Linked DNA regions of Homo sapiens: region 1 is linked to region 2. A link is a contact called in ENCODE Hi-C data. All regions are on one chromosome and are shown on one strand. The core of a region is the stretch at or near the end of the contact, and the rest is flanking DNA. Distances in the headings are between cores, read along the strand shown.

Evidence for each region. A loop is a pair of places that touch in the nucleus more often than their neighbours do. Pooled maps may share reads with other maps.
Region 1: a map with no recorded cell type shows a loop between it and region 2 (5-fold over the local background). The contact joins two enhancer-like sites. A Hi-C loop is called at or near these places in 10 of 37 single-sample maps with no recorded cell type and 9 of 50 pooled maps.

What each region holds. Positions count from the first base shown.
Region 1 is chr6:149,211,607-149,214,930 of GRCh38, forward strand. No RefSeq gene overlaps it. Among named protein-coding and RNA genes, the nearest start is that of TAB2-AS1, 44 kb to the right of the region's middle. RefSeq lists an enhancer at 1,486-1,605. Within about 2 kb of position 1,970, at least 2 of the 41 ENCODE cell types and tissues checked have a DNase peak (open chromatin) inside an H3K27ac peak, as active enhancers do.
Region 2 is chr6:148,758,026-148,761,405 of GRCh38, forward strand. All of the region lies in intron 1 of UST (uronyl 2-sulfotransferase), which reads left to right. LOC107986659 (a long non-coding RNA gene) reads right to left here. Exons shown (of 2, transcript XR_001744408.2): 1 at 2,807-3,380; 2 at 1-1,954. Among named protein-coding and RNA genes, the nearest start is that of UST, 13 kb to the left of the region's middle. RefSeq lists an enhancer at 2,693-3,380. Within about 2 kb of position 1,891, at least 10 of the 41 ENCODE cell types and tissues checked have a DNase peak (open chromatin) inside an H3K27ac peak, as active enhancers do.

The DNA.
Region 1 (3,324 bases), core at 720-3,219, 450 kb after region 2:
TCTGCTGTTAAGTCAAAGCAGACCTTTGTCTAGACAGCTCTGAGATAGATAACTCTTCTATTTCCTTCTGGCGTCTGCTATCTCTGGGGACTTATAAAGGACCTTGTCTTCCCTGATAAGGTGATATCATTTGATTTATGTATTAATTGGGTTGGGATAGGCTTTGTCAGTAACAGTTTTCTAAAAAAAAGAAATCTCAATGGCTTAATGCAATAAAGACTTACTTCTTGATCACATAGTGCCTGATACAAATTGGGCGGCCCTCCTCCATCTTAAATATATTCCAACTACAGCACATGGTCTCCATGATCATCATAGAAGGGAAAAGAGAGCTAGAGGATCCACAGGAAGATTTTCAGTGCCAGGCCTACCTAGAAATGTTCATCTCACTCCTGTCCATTTTCCCATTGGCCAGAATTGTCCAAGACCCACCTGGCCCATGAAGGCTTGGAAAGGGAGAGGGACACCTGACCACTGGGTGAGCATGAAGAATCTCTGCCACATATTTTCCTTAAACAATTCATCTCTCTCATTAGTTGCCTTGTTTAAATTGCTGTTGTTAAATACATTTAGTTAAGTATTGGCGAATGAATTAGTCAAGAAAGGAGAAATATATTCATCAAGGTTAAAAAAAAATTAAAAGCCGGTACCAGACACATCTTCTTCTGAGTCATCTCAGTGTGATTTATCTAGTAATGAGTTAAATGTTTGCTGTATATTTACCACGGAGTGAGACAGAGCAGCCTTTATGTTCTCAGCAACAGCTTCGAACGCTGCCAGCATTAGAACCTATTTGTTTTATTGAGAAGAGGGATTGTTGGCTGGAACACAAGGGCTCCCCATTACTCTTTCTGGAAAAAGCAATGGGAACTTTAACTTTTCTCTGGACAGCTACCAACATCTATCAGAAGAAACAAGAGTGTAACGTCTCTTTCTGAAGGGCCGCACTTAGAATGCCTAACAGCCTCCCAGCCTCTACTGGTGTCAGCAGTGGATAGAAGTCCAAATGCAAGCTATTCTGTGTTTACTGGAAGTGCTAAAGTGAATCAACCCTATAAACGGAAAACAACAAACTGACCTGACCTGGAATACTAAATGAAACCGAAGTCCAAAGGTACCAAGCTCAAAATCAAGAGCAGAGGCATTCAAGTGTACCCTCTTCCCCCCAGGATTAATTCTGAGTTCAGACAGAGACATATTCTATGACCTCAAGTAGAAGACTTCATGTCTCTGCACTTTGGCTAACTCAAGGTCAAACTCAAGTCTCTATCAAAGTTTTCTACTTCTCAAAGTTGAGTTTTCTAAAACTCTTTTTTTCAACTGACTGCTGACTTTAAATCTTCCACATGGCTTCCTTCAGCTTCAGTAGACTATCTGCTTCCTCCTAATTCACAGAGAAAACTGAGAAACGAGTGAGAAAACTCCCAACTCTGTCCACACTGCCCACAAGTTTTTCAGCCAAGTATTTTCCACTTCCTGTCCTGTTCATTCCTCCACCCACCACTGCCTGGCTTCCACCTTCGCTGCACCACTGAAGCTGCTCTGGTTAACACTGCTGCTGCCTTAACCTGAAGAACACTTGTAAATCCCTGTCTCATTTGACCTTCCCTTGGCATTCAGTACGGCTGTTGACCATTTCTTCACTTTCCATTCTGCTGGTTCCTGGTTCTCCAGGTTTCTGGTTCCCCTAACACCTACCAAGTCTCTTTAATGCCTTCTTAAATGTTGCTGTTGCCCCAGGTATCCCATTTAGCTCTCGGCTAATTCATTGAACAAGGCTTTCTTGAATGAGGAAGAACTTAGTGGAAAGGCTAAAGCCAATCAGCTCCTCAGAGTGAAAACGGGCACAAGGGTTGGCACCAGAAAAACAGAATAGAATAAGATCCACCCCTGTCCTCATGGACCTATGCTCTGGATCTCATTTGATTGCCCCAGCATCTACCCAGGCGCCCACGCTGAAAACTGTCACACTCACAGCCAAAAGATCCCCGAATACAGTCACATCTGTCTTTTGAAAATCTTTTGCATCTGCTCACTCTGCTTCCTCTGTGTGGTCATCAGCTGAGTTCCAGCTTTTGTCATCCATCACCTGGACCAATGGCAATAAATCTTCCTTGTTCACTCTGACTCCAGCCTCACGTCCCTCCAATCTTTCCTGCATATTGCATTCACAATGATTTTTAAAACACTCAATGTGGTCACATCATTCTTCATTCAAATCTTTTCAGTAGTTCCCCCATCATCTCCTTACGAGGCTTCTCATGAGCTGGCTCTCACCAGCTTCTCCTGTATCTCTTCTACTACTCTCCTGCGCACATCATAGCCTCCAAAATTAATAACCACCTTAGAGTTTCCCTGAGTGTTGACATGTTATCACACTTACACAGCAATAGCCTTAAGAAATCCTTTACAATCATGTGACTGAGATTCTTCATGTTATCTATGTAGTTTACTTTTTATACCACAAGTCTTGCACATAAAAGCACATTGACTTACTCATCTAACAGGCATCTCAAACTTAACTTATCTGACACAGAAAAACCTGCTCTTTCCTGCTCTTCTCCATCTTCACTGCTCAGGCCCGAAAACTCGGAGGCAAACACAATTCCTCTCCCTTTCCAATATGTCCAAATCAGCTGTCAACTCCATACCCAATATATAGCCCAAAGCAATCCACTTCACTCCATCACCATGGCTGTCTCCACAGTCCATGTCACAGTCTCCAGATGACTATAAAACTTCCCAGCAAGTCTCCCTGCATCCAGTCTTGCCCCCTTAGAATCCATTCTCCACACTGCAACCCACGTGATCATCTAGGAACATAAATCCTATCATGTCACTCCTTGTTTAAGACCCTCCGATGGTTTCCTTGAAACTTAGAGGAAATTTCAAACACTTTCAGAGCCCTGTGTGAATCAGCCACACCCTCCCCACTCCTCCTGTGTACCCCTGTCTTTCCCGCACCCTCTGTGCTCCAGTCACACTGAACTTCCTTCTGTCTCAAACACACCAGCCTTATTCCCACCTCAGACCCTCGCAGTGGCTGTTCCCTCTCCATGAGATGCCCTTCTTGCAGAGGCCGGCTCCCTCCTGATGTTAGATGCCAGCTTAAATATCACCTCTTCAGAAAAGCCTTTCAGGATTACCATGCCTAATGCACCTTCATCACATCACCCTGTCCTATTGGTATTATGGCTCTTACCACTGCCTGACTTTAAATCAGCTCTCTCCCCTCATGAAAGTATAAGGCCCCAAGGGCAGGAACTTGTTTATTACTATATCTAGTGGTGGTATCCAAATTATTTAACAACAGGTCTGGCATAG
Region 2 (3,380 bases), core at 641-3,140:
AGTTCAACAATTGCCAATTTTCTCAGCTTGTTCTTTGCTTCCCTTTAACTCCCTCTTCATTTAGCACACATACACATATGAGTGTACACACACACTCATATCAGAACACAGCTGGGGGAGTATACAGATTCACTGATAACCTGACTTCCAATTGAAAGAAGCAATCAAACCTAGAAATACACAATTACTTCACTAGTATTTGGCAAGGGCTCTTCAACACCTGACAAGTTCCGGTAATTCATCCATCCCACTAATTACATATATGTACCCCTTCCTGCTTCTTCTCTTCTGCTTCCTGGAGATAGTCTTTAAATGACACATTTTTTGCACAGCCTGATTTCCTCTGTTTTGAATTTATCCACACTACTTTTTTTGTTCCTGCATTCACAAAATAAAAATAGCTGTGTGGAGGGAGTATGCTGGCGCTTACTCTCTGGGATAGCCAGCTGTTCTAGGATTGCACTAGTGATCCATAAGATACATCCTTTCAGAAATAATCACAATGCCAGGCATACACTGTGCCTGCTCCCAGAACTTCCCCCATTCATGACGAAACTACCACGTCCAGTAGTACGCCCACTTTCTTTTCTCAGTTCCCACTTCCCTCTCATTGACAGTCAGAGCAAGAGCAGTGAACCGCAGAAGCAGATCTTGTGTCTTCACTTGCTTGTTTCCCAAGCTCAGCCTCTCTGTGTTGCCTTGCTCTGTTAGCCTCCAGTAGGTGTTGCGGCAAGTGAGAGCCATACCATCTGGCATGGCCAATCACCCAGTTCCTTGAGCAGTTGAAGGCAAATGCTGATTTTACATTATTTCGTAGAAAGTTGTATTTTGTTTGGGGACCTTAAAAACCCTGACCTTGTCATCCAGCACAGAGCTTCCTGCTTTAACACAAAGGCTGTTTGACATGAATGCCTTCCCATTGGATAAACAGAACCGTCAGGCAGAGCCATGCGGCTGGATGGAGGGGGCACTAGGCCTGGGTGTGCAGGGTGACCCGACAATAAGTCAGTTGTCGGTGTTAAGTCATGTGAGCCTCCAAGGCTTCAGTGTCTTCATCTCTACAATGAAGGAGTTTCATTAGATCCATGATTCTCAGCTGTTTCCGTTCCTTAGGACCCTCATCCATAGCAGTGTTTCCATAGGGTCTTGACTGTCCCTATGGGAATACATCTCAGTGGCCAGGAGAGGGAGAAAGGGCATGGCATTGGAAGTCCTTTTAAAAAAGTCCCTGAGCTCACGCCTGTAATCCCAGCACTTTGGGAGGCCGAGGTGGGTGGATCACGAGGTCAGGAGATCGAGACCATCCTGGCTAACATGGTGAAACCCCGTCTCTACTAAAAAATACAAAAAAATTAGCCGGGCGTGGTCGCGGGCGCCTGTAGTCCCAGCTACTAGGGAGGCTGAGGCAGGAGAATGTCATGAACCCAGGAGGCGGAGCTTGCAGTGAGCCGAGATCGCACCACTGCACTCCAGCCCGGGCGACAGAGCGAGACTCCATCCCAAAATAAATAAATAAATAAAAATAAAAAAATAAAAGAATGCGGCGTACGCGGTGGTTCACGCCTGTAATCCCAGCTCCCTGGGAGGCCGAGGCGGACGGATCACAAGGTGAGGAGATCGAGACCGTCCTGGCTAACACGGTGAAACCCCGTCTGTACTAAAAATACAAAAAATTAGCCGGGCATGGTGGTGGGCGCTTGTAGCCCCAGCTACTCGGGAGGCTGAGGCAGGAGAATGGTGTGAACCCGGGAGGTGGAGCTTGCAGTGAGACAAGATCGCACCACTGTACTCCAGCCTGGGCGACAGAGCGAGACTCTGTCTCAAAAAAAAAAAAAAAAAAAAAAAAGTCCCTGAGGTAATTTTTCTGTGCACTCCCAGGGGAGAGTGTTTCTTTTCTCTTGAGAATCACTGAAGTAGATCGTTCTAAGATCTCTGCTGTTCTTCAAATCATGTGCTGAAAGAGACAAGAGGTCATATAATTGTAGCAACTGAAACAAATATAAGGCTATTTTCTTTGGACCCAAACACTTATTTTAAAAATTGCAGAAGTCAAGTGACCAAGGCAAGTAGAATACACAAAAACATTTTAGGCCATCGTTGTCATTTTCTGAGTCTTAATCATAGTTAAATTTTTTCTAAAATTAAAATCAGCAGTGCGTTTCCTCCACCTCCGCCAGAACTTGCTCTAGAAATTAGGGGAAGCAGAATGTCCCCAGGAAGTCCTAAGAGAGAAGAAGCAGAGTAAGACATGGGTTTCCAGAGTTTAGAGTCTCACTATGTGATAGGTGAAAGCTGTGTTGTTGATGAGGATTTGCACAGCCTCCTCCCGGTTGCCTGCTACTGACCATCCCATTTCACTGTGGGCAGCTCCAGTGGGTAAGAGGGTTCTTCACAGTGTGGTGAGCTACTCCTTTCTAGCCTCCATCCATTTTTTGCTGTTCTTCTGGAAGCTATATAGGCTTGTCTATTGGACTTTATAGTCTTCAAATAATTGAAGATACTAAAATGACTATTATGTCTACCCTGCTCTGCTACACACATAAATCTTGTCCAGACAAATAGGTCTGTTTACCAGTACTTTCTCATCAGAAGTCATTTGAAGACACAGAAAGTAAAAACCACAAAGAAAAAAAAAACTATATTAAAGTGAAAGCTCAACAGTAACACCCCATAACCATAGCAAAACAAAACAAAACAAAACAAAACAAAACAAAAAAAAACCACAAACATCTCCCCAGGAAATAGAACTAATATGCAGGTCTTTAAAAGTTCAGTTTATCAATGAGAAAAAGATAAACCAACTCACGAGATAAATGGGCAGAGTACAGGAGCAGTCACAGAAGAGGAGACACGGCTGGCCAGTAAGCACAAAGAGAAATGAAATGGTTTTGATTCCCTTACACATCTTAGCCCCCTTCCTCTGTCTACATGGCCCGTAAAAGCCACAGAACTGAACAGTTTTCCAGTTCCCTCAGTGAGCCTGCTTTGTGCAGTGGTATGTTACTGTCAGAAGGGATCCTCTTCGAAGCTGTGGTATTTGAGAATGACTGCTCCTCCCACCGCTTTTCTGAGGGTGTTAGCAGGAGTGCAACAGAGCCTTACTTCAAGGCCCCCAGCGGGCTGGCTGGAACCCTGCTTCAGCTCCTCCAAGCACGTGCGGCCAAGTTCTGGGAGCCACGTCGATGTGGGTTGATGGGTCCCCTGAGACGCCCTCTCTGCTCAGAACACAGCCAGTAAGCCATGGGCAGATCACAACAAACAGCACCCTGCCTTCTGCTCCGCCTCCCTCCATCTACCACACTGCCAAGTTCCTAAGAAGCTTAGGGGAGAAGGAACTGCTGTGGTGCTTAGAATGCAGTGTCTTGCCTGAAAGTATTTTC